Regions from separate parts of the Homo sapiens genome. Here region 1 is linked to region 2. A link is an interaction called in ENCODE POLR2A ChIA-PET data of the cell type or tissue named here. Cell type or tissue: PC-9. All regions are shown on one strand. Region 1 has its middle 76 kb from the start of PLEKHG3. Region 2 overlaps FUT8 (fucosyltransferase 8).

Region 1 (5,000 bases), 900 kb after region 2:
CAGCTGTACCCAGGTCTGATCTGGGATTTAAATTATCAAAGAGTGATGAGAACAGTCTTCCACCATTCCATAGAGGAGGGAGACTCCCAGTGAGGGTGACACCAGTGAGACCTCTACTGTCTTTCCAGACTTGGGGCAGGACACTAGGCAAAGAGCTACTCACTTCCACACCTTTGTTGTCTTTTGCTACTATTGAGTGACAGTGCTGAACAGGGAACCTCTGAGCAGACTGCCACCTGACAACCTTTATTGGTTTAAAATAACCTGGAGTAACTCTTAATCCTGCTTCTGGCAACAAGAGAATGACGGAATTCAAATGGGTCCAAGACTTCCAGGACTGAACTGCTGTCCTCTGCAATCCATTCTGTAAACCCCCCTCTTCCACCTGCTAATGTGGTATCCACAGCAGAGCTGAGTCCTGGGGGAGACTTCTCTTTCTGCATAGTAACAGGTGTAAAAATAGCAGCTGACCCCTTCAGGGATAGGTGTCAGGCAAAAATGTCTCGGGGACCACAGTAGTTGTAGTCTGGGGATGGTAGGGGCTGACCTGGGCTTGTATCCAGCTCTACCATTTACCAACTATGTGGTCTTGGGCAAGGGATGATCTTTCCAAACCTCCTTTTCTCATCTGTACAGTAGGGAAACAAGACAGATTCGCAAAAGTGGAATGAATGAGAGATAGAGACTTAAGTATATATACAGTTGTTCTTCGGTACCCATGGGGGATTGGTTCCAGGACCCTCCACCAAAATCTGCAGATACTCAAGTCCCTGATATAAATGGTGTAGTATTTGCATATAACCCATGCAATCCTCCACTATAAATCATAAATCCTCCCATATAAATCATCTCTAGGTTACTTATGATACCTAATACAATGTAAATGCTATGTAAATAGTTGTTATACTCTGTTGTTTAGGGGATAATGACAAGAAGTCTGTACATGTTCAGTACAGATGTCATTTTTTTTCTCAAATGCTTTTGATCTGTGATTGATTGAGCCCAAGAATTCAGGACACACAGGTACAGAGGGCCAACTGCATTTCAAAGTTACATTCTTAACCAATGCAATAGAGTGAAAAATAGGAATTTAGCTCTAAAGAAATGGTGGGGTCACAGGGTGGTGACATATCTAAATCCTAGTCTGTCGGAGCAGAACAACAGAAGGTAAGCATATTATTTAGAGGGAAAAAGGTAGCTCCCAGAAGCAGCAAAAGCAGAAAAAGTAAAAGTAGTTACGTTTAGAGTTTGGGACTTCAGCTGGGGAGAGATGCAGCTGTTGGATTTTATTGCTGGACTTTCCAAATTTCTTACCTTTTTCTTTTTTTTTGAGACGGAGTTTCACTCTTGTTGCCCAGGCTGGAGTGCAATGGCATGATCTCGGCTCACCACAACCTCCACCCGCTGGGTTCAAGCGATTCTCCTACCTCAGCCTCCCAAGTAGCTGGGATTACAGGCGCCCACCACGCCCAGCTAATTTTTGGTATTTTTAGTAGAGATGGGGTTTCTCCATGTGGGTCAGGCTGGTCTCAAACTCCTGACCTCAGGTGATCCACCCGCCTTGGCCTCCCAAAGTGCTGGGATTACAGACCTGAGCCACCGCCCCCAGCCAAATTTCTTACTTTTTAATCATGTGTATGTATTACCTTGACTCCCTTTATTAAAAAAGAAAATAGCTGTGCATTATATTAACTAGATTTCTAATCTATCTCTTACAGGGTTGATTTTAATTTTCTTTTCCCTGCATGTGAGACATGCTTTGCCACAGCACAGGGCCCTTGGAAACAGTTTGTTTTTATAGCTTCTGTGTCTCTGTAGGTTTCTATAGCTCCTTGAAGTCTGTTTTGTGTATCTCTTGATTTATAAGATGTTCGTGAATCATTCCAAATAAAGACTTCCTTCTTGCAAAAATATGTAAAGAAATAGCAAGGGATGATTCAGAGTTTGAGGCGAGCACTTTCATCTCCAAAGAGCTAAGCAGTGAGCTGGGCAGCACGCAGTCACGGCCAGCCTGGCTAGCACATCATCTGCGCTCAGCTGGGCCTGGCCATGGCCTCAGAACCAGTCTGCCCCCTGCTTGGCACTCTCCAGCAAACGCACTTCCCTCCCCCACCCCTGTCTCCAGGCCACACTGGAAATCTCACACCCATTAACCTCAAGTTCACAGGCCTGTAGCGTCCACAGATAGTCTTCAGGGGACCCACAACCCACTAGAATTACATTTGCAACCTTGTGTTTTCTGGGAAGAGTGTGCAGATAGTCTTTAGATTTTCAGTGAGCTGTACATAGGTCTCCAACTCTCCTCAAAAGGCAACTTGAAGTGGTATTTACACCCATAGAAACAGTAAAGACTGTGATTCTCTACCCCTTATCATGCTTTCAGCATAGGATGGTGGCTAGAAGCCCCACCTCTGGACTAGACTGCCTTGTCTTTAAGCCTTCCTCCACCATTTCCTAGCTATGTGACCTCAAGCAAAGTGCATCACCTCTCTGTGCCTTTGTTTTCCCAATTATAAAATGGGACAAATAATAGTACCTACCTTCTTGGCTCATTGTGAGGGTTAAAGGAGTTAATATAGGTGAAATGCTTAGAGCCTGGCACCAAGGCAGTTTCAGGTGGTGTTTGGCCCCGCCCTGCTGAAGTCTGACAACTCACAAATGGTCACCCCATTGCTGTGTGCATATCTTCCATGTGCTTGGGGATGTAGCTGAAGCACATCCTAGGGGTCAGTGTGGTGGTTCAGGGTGCTCTAAATGCATAGGTGACACTACAGAGATCCCATGGAGGGGAGCGGAAACTGCCAAAGGCTGTGTGTTGGGTAGGGAGTAGTCATGGCAGCTTCTGCACTGAGCCCTCCCCCAGTGGCTTCCTGGGGCTCCTTCATCTGCTGGACCTAGAAGAACTGTGTATCGTTCTCCTCGACATCGTCCCATCTAACACACCCTCCTCTCTGCCTACTTGAACCTCCACTCATCCTTGGAGACTTCGCTTGAGTCCCCCACTGAGGAGTCTTTTGTGACCACTGCCTCCCCATGTGAAACACACTGCTCTTTCTATGGGACTTGTATTAATCTGTTCTCATACTGCTCTAAAGAACTGCCCAAGACTGAGTAATTTTTGTTTGTTTGTTTGTTTGTTGAGATGGAGTTTTGCTCTTGTTGCCCAGGCTGGAGTGCGATGGTGCAATCTTGGCTCACTGCAACCTCCACCTCCTGGGTTCAAGCTATTCTCCTGCCTCAGCCTCCCAATTAGCTGGGATTACAGGCATGAGCCACCACACCTGGCTAATTTTTGTATTTTTAGTAGAGACAGGGTTTCACCATGTTGCTCCTGACCTCAGGTGATCCACCCACCTTGGCCTCCCAAAGTGCTGGGATTATAGGTGTGAGCCACCTTGCCCAGCCGAGACTGGGTAATTTATAAAGGAAAAAGGTTTAATTGACTCACAGTTCCACATGGCTGGGGAGGCCTCAGGAAACTTACAATCATGGTGGAAGGGGAAGCAGGTACCTTCTTCACAAGGTGGTAGGACAGAGAAGAGTGAAGGAGGAACTTCCAATCACTTATAAAACCATCAGAACTCGTGAGAACTCACAAGAACAGCATGGGGGAACCACCCCCAAGATCCAATCATCATCCTCCCTTGACACATGGGGATTACAGGTCCCTCCCTCGACATGTGAGGATTACAATTCAAGATGAGATTTGGGTGGAGAAACAGAGCCAAACCATATCAGGACCCTTTGTGTTTACTGTGTTTAGTGCAAGCCATGCCGTGTGCAAAGTGAGCCTCATGCATTAGCTCATTTAATTCTCACAACAACCTTTACAATAAACAGAAATGATGATTATCCTTCATTACAGATAAGAAAATTTAGGCTTAGATAAATATTTAAAACTTCATCTGCCTGAGGCCAGGACCCATGCTTTTATCCACTTCTCTAAACAACCTCTCTGATTCTGCCCAACTCCTGCAATGCTTTTTTTCCCCTTAGTTAAAAAACCTCCTGTGGCCCTCTTGAAGACAGGTTCATATCTGATTCATTTTTGTATCCCAAACATCTATTATTGTGCCCAGCATATAGTAGGCACTCAGTAAATGTTAAATGGATGGAGTGATCTGGAATTTGGGCTCTGCAAAAATTTTGCCATGACTTTCTCCAGGTCATAACCTTTTAAAAAGGCTTCTAGCCTATATCAGGGTAAATGCTTACTTAATTCAATAAAAAGTATATATTTACTTAGTACCTACTATGTGACAAGCACATAGGTCTCCAATACTCCTGACAAAGGAACTGTAAGTGGTTTTTACACCTATGGGAACAGTAAAGATGGTGATTCTCTTTCCCTTATCATGCTTCTAACATAGCACAGTGGATCCCCACCCCCAGACTAGAGGTTACAGCAATAAATAAAACAGCAAACCCCTCCACCTCACCCTCTTGAAGCTTATATTGTCTTTTCATTTGAAGAAAGCCTCACTGGGCACCTCCCCTTGGCAGTGCCATTATGACACTTCTTGCTGATAGTGTTTGTATTAGTCCATTCTCATGCTGCTAATAAAGACATACCCAAGACTGGGTAATTTATAAAGAAAAGAGGTTTAATTGACTCGTAGTTCAGCAGGGCTCGGGAGGCCTCCAGAAACTTAACAGTCATGGCAGAAAGGGAAGCAAACATGTCCTTCTTCACATGGTGGTAGCAAGAAGTGCCAAGCAAAAGGGGGGAAAAAAGCCCTTAAAAACCATCAGATCTCATGAGAACTCACTCACTATCACAGGAACAGCAGCATGGGGGTAACCGTCCCCATGATTCAATTACCTCCCACCAGGTCCCTCTCACAACATGTGGGGATTATGGGAGCTACAATTCAAGATGAGATTTGGGTAGGGACACAGCCAAACTGTATCAGTGGTGAAGACTAGACCTGTCCTCTTAGAGTTATCATACAATCCAGATGAATAAATACACAGGTAAAAATAAAAGGCAACTCCCACAC
Region 2 (5,000 bases):
ATGATCGTGGACAGGAAAAATCAATGTCATTAAAATTAAAATTGCCATACTGCCCAGAGCAATTTACAAATTCAATGCTATTCCTATCAAACTACGAACGACATTTTACAGAATTAGAGAAACTATTTTAAAATTCATATGAAACCAAAAAACAGCCCAAATAGCCAAGGTAATCCTAAGCAAAAAGAACAATGCAGGAGGCATCATGCTACCCAACTTCCAACTATATCATGCGACTATAGTAACCAAAACAGCATGGTACTGGTAAACAAACAAAACAAAACAAAAAACACAGACACACAGACCAATGGAACAGAACAAAGAGCCCAGAAATAAGACTGCATATCTACAACCATCTGATCTTCAACAAAGCCTACAAAAACAAGCAATGGAGAAAGGATTTCCTATTCAATAAAATGATGCTGGGATAACCGGCTAGCCGTATGCAGAAGATTGAAACTGGACACATTCTTAGACTACATACAAAAATCAACTCAAGACGGATTAAAGACTTAAAACCCAAAACTATGAAAAAGCCTGGAATACAACGTAGGCAATACCATTCTGAACATAGGACCTGGGAAAGATTTCATGACAAAGACACAAAAAGCAACTGCAACAAAAGCAAAAACTGACAAATGGGATCTCATTAAACTAAAGAGCTTCTCTACAGCAAAAGAAACTATCGACAGAGAAAACAAACAACCTACAGAATGACAGAAAATTTTGCAACTGTAAAGGTCTATGAATCTGACAAAGGTCTAATTTCCAACATCTATAAGGAACTTAAGCAAATTCACAAGAAAAAAATAAACACATTAAAAAGTGGGTAAAGGATGTGATCACTTTTCCAAAGAAGACATATATACAGCCAACAAGTATATGAAAAAAAGCCCAACATTGATCAACACTCAACATCACTAATCATTAAAGAAATGCAAATCAAAACCACAATGATATACCATCTCACATTAGTCAGAATGGCTATTATTAAAAAGTAAAAAAAATCAGATGCTGGCAAGGTTGCAGAGGAAAGAGAATGCTTACACACTGTTGGTGGGAGTGTAAAATTAGTTCAACCACTGTGGAAAGCAGTGTGGCCATTTCTCAAAGAGCTAAAAATTGAACTACCATTCGATCCAGGAATCCCATTACTGGGTATATAACCAAAAGAACATAAATCATTCTATCATAAAGACACATGCATGCCTACGTTCACAGAAGCACTATTTGCAATAGCAAAGACATGAAATCAACCTAAATGCCTATCAAGGGTAGACTGGATAAAGAAAATGTGGTACATATACACAACAGAACACTATGCAGTCATAAAAAAAAATGAGATCATGTACTTTGCAGTAACATGGATAGAAGTAGAGGCCATTATCCTTAGCAAACTAATGCAGGAACAGAAAACCAAATACCACATGTTCTCACTTATAAGTGGGAGCTAAATGATGAGAACACATAAACACAACGAAAGGAACAATAGACAATGGAGCCTACCAGAGGGTGGAGAGTGGAAGCAGGGAGAGGAACAGAAAACATAACTATTGGGTACTAGGCTTAGTACCTGGGTGATGAAATAATCTGTATGTCAAACCCCCCATAACACAAGTTTACGTATATAACAAACCTGTACAGATACCTCTGAACCTAAACTAATAGTTCAAAAATAGTAAAAGGTAATGAAATCAAATTTTGTGGCCATTTGTCAGAATTAATGCATTTGTAGTTTTCTCACCTAAAATTACAACCCTGACCCTCATCTCTTCAGAGGTATCCAAATTATGGCTCTACATTTCCTCATTTTTTTTTAAGACTCACAATGTACAATTCTGATGCCCTGGGCACACAACACCTAAATCACAATGCTAATTAACTGGCTCATCTTCAAACACTCCCCTAAGATTTTCAAGTTCCTCTTCTAAGAATAGCATAGACATATAATAATCAGATATGGTACACTTCACACCTAGTACAGGAACTCAAATATTGTAAGCACTAAATAATAAAGAATGAAGCTAATGTCACCAAATGACTCAATCATAAGCATAAGAGCCATTAATTTAAATCTTTCGTGAGTACCTCATATCCTTTCGAAAAAAATTTTTAAACGTCCTTTTTTTAATGTCATATTTAATGAGACATTCCCAATTACTTCCCACCAATTTACATTAGCATTCTGCTTACAATTTCCAATGCTTTTAAGCTACTTGAAGGAATTTGAAAGAGTAAGAAGTAGTAAACTTAAACACCATATTTTACTATATCTCAACAGATAGAATATAAGACCAATTTTTTTATTGGTAAAAAGTTCCCATACTTTTTACCAATAAAAAAATTGGTCTTATATTCTATCTGTTGAGATACAGTAAAATATGGTAAAGTCATGAGGTTTTTGGTGTTGTTACATCAAATTCTGGGGAGAGATGGAGAGAGGAAGAGAGGGGGAGGGAGGGAGAGAGAGAGAGAGAGAAAGAGCGAGAGAGAGAACGTAAGAGCATACACGCAAGAGCACCATAAAACAGGCAGTGATCTTCAGTAGGGCATTAAAGTACTAAAAAGATTCAACTCTTATAAATCATTAGAGTTATATCAACTTTAATTTAACGCATCAGTTGACTGGTAACTAATATTAGATGAAAAGCAGCCAAAGCAGGCTTTACTTAACAGCTATGTATGAAAGAATAACACAAATGTTGTTACTAAAATTAATTTAAATAACATTTAAAAATGAAATTTTACATATAATAGCATTTGAACTCACTTTGAAATGGGTGAGACATATCACTTGCTAAGGATTTTCTCAATTTTAAAAGTATTAGGAGACCTCTACCTTCACCCATGCAGCAGTAATAGGATCGAGAATTACCCTCCAAATGTAAACAACTAGAAAACTGGACAAACAATGTATATGACATTGCACAACTGATGATCTGACATTGAAAATCAGCTCAAAACTGATTTCTGTAATAAGGGAAACAAACAAACAAAAAGGTGAGCCCTATAATTGCCTGAGATTTCTCTCTGAAAGCACTTTTGGGACTGTAGTATGTAGGAGGTGAAACCCTAATAGAATCTAGTGCCATTGCTGAGTTAAAAAACACAAGAGGTCATAATACAGAAAGGCCAACACAACAAGAATTTTGGGGGAAAGTTCCTGAAGTGAGAGAGTTACAGAAAGACCTATTTTCTTTAAAAAAAGGATATCCTTAAATTACCTGAATATCAATACTAATCTACATGTGCATAGGGTAAAAACCAATGATACAGAGCAAAACCAATTTCCAGGAAAGAAAAATTATGATGTAGTTAGTGCTGAGTAATTTCCAGAGCTCACAAAGGGCCAGGAATCATTTAAGTTCTCACAGGCAAGACAGAGTCCTCAATGAATCCTTGGGACATCCAACAGAGAGTCACTCAATAGAGGTCCATCTTAGAAATGAGGGTAAGAATGCACAAGAGTAAATGTTACTCTAGACTGCCCTAGAAAACCTTAAAAATGTTAGCACAAAAAACAAAAGATGAAAAAAGAAGTTAAAGATTTGCTGCCACTGAGCATGCCTCTAAAGACCTTGGTTGCAAAACATCCCCCGCTAAGTGACCAAGCCTCCTGGGACTACATATTCATGCACACCCCTCAAAATAGCAGCCACCACAGCCAACACAACCACCAGAGAGGAGTCCAGGACACCGTAAGGCTGCCATTGCTGCCATGCCCAAGAGTAAGGTAAGGGAGGTAAAAACAGATGCAGGAGGCCGGGCGTGGTGGCTCACGCCTGTAATCCCAGCACTTTGGAAGGCCAAGATGGATGGATCACCTGATGTCGGCAGTTCGAAACAAGCCTGACTAACATGGTGAAACCCCGTCTCTACTAAAAATAAAAACTATTAGCAGGGTGTGGTGGCATGCACCTGTAATCCCAGCTCTTCCAGAGGGTGAGGCAGGAGAATCGCTTGAACCCATGAGGTAGAGGTTGCGGTGAACCAAAATTGTGCCACTGCACTCCAGCCTGGGCAACAAGAGTGAAACTCTGTGTCAAAAAAAAAGAAAAAGAAAAAGAAAAATAGAGGCAGGAGTAAAAATAAGAACCCCAAAAAGGAGAGTTGGTATATAAAGGGGATAGACAAGAGTAGGTAATCAAAATGAAGGAAAACAGATGATTAGAATCAATGTGCTTTGATGGTGTAAAGAGGTTATGTCATATGAGAGGAAAATTGAGAAAAAAGAAGTGAATAAATACCTCAGACATTATACTGGTTGGTCTGTGAGACTATTAGGATAACAAATCTGATGTTATTTTAAAATACCATGCACATGAAGCTAGAAGTCTAAAGGCATATGGCAAGTTTCTAGAATCTGCTAAAATCAATAAAACCAATATACTTGGTCCTAGAGATGATAAAATCCAGTATCTTATGATACTCAAGATGATGATAAAGATCTTGATGATATCTAAATTAAATTCAAAGATTTACATCCAAGTTTCCAATGAAGCCATATAACTTCAGTTTCCCTTAAGTTATATGGCTTCATTGTCATACAGAAAGTTAACCAGTCTTCTGTGTATCTTATCAATTTTATTTTGATCCTCAATGGTTCCAAGATGGCCAAATAGGAGCAGCTCCAGTCTATAGCTCCCAGCCTGAGCGACGCAGAAGACAGGTGATTTCTGCATTTCCAACTGAGGTACCAGGTTCATCTCACTGGGGATTGTCAGACAGTGGATGCAGGACAGTGGGTGCAGCCCACCAAGCGTGAGCTGAAGTAGGGTGAGGCATCGCTTCACCTGGGAAGCTCAAGGGGTCAGGAAATCCCCTTTCCTAGCCAAGGGAAGCTGTGACAGATGACACTGGAAAATCGGGTCACTCCCACCCTGATACTGCACTTTTCCAATGGTCTTAAGCAAATGGCACACCGGGAGATTATATCCCGCGCCTGGCTCGGAGGGTCCCATGTCCACGGAGCCTTGCTCATTGCTAGCACAGCAGTCTGA

What was found. ChIA-PET counts read pairs that join two places held together with the same protein. Peaks named below come from ENCODE experiments on the same cell type or tissue, not always from the same donor. Only the 100,000 strongest peaks of a DNase experiment are listed, where the experiment ranks them.
Region 1: POLR2A ChIA-PET joins it to region 2 with 7 read pairs; 1 of 35 experiments calls an interaction of 5 or more read pairs at or near these places.

The regions. Positions count from the first base shown.
Region 1 is chr14:64,626,158-64,631,157 of GRCh38, reverse strand. No RefSeq gene overlaps it. Among named protein-coding and RNA genes, the nearest start is that of PLEKHG3, 76 kb to the left of the region's middle. In PC-9, no CTCF peak of the experiment used is centred here; a DNase peak (open chromatin) is centred at 1,897; H3K27ac peaks cover 1,143 bases.
Region 2 is chr14:65,528,293-65,533,292 of GRCh38, reverse strand. All of the region lies in intron 2 of FUT8 (fucosyltransferase 8), which reads right to left. It also overlaps the pseudogene EIF1AXP2. Among named protein-coding and RNA genes, the nearest start is that of MIR625, 60 kb to the right of the region's middle. In PC-9, no CTCF peak of the experiment used is centred here; no DNase peak of the experiment used is centred here; H3K27ac peaks cover 549 bases.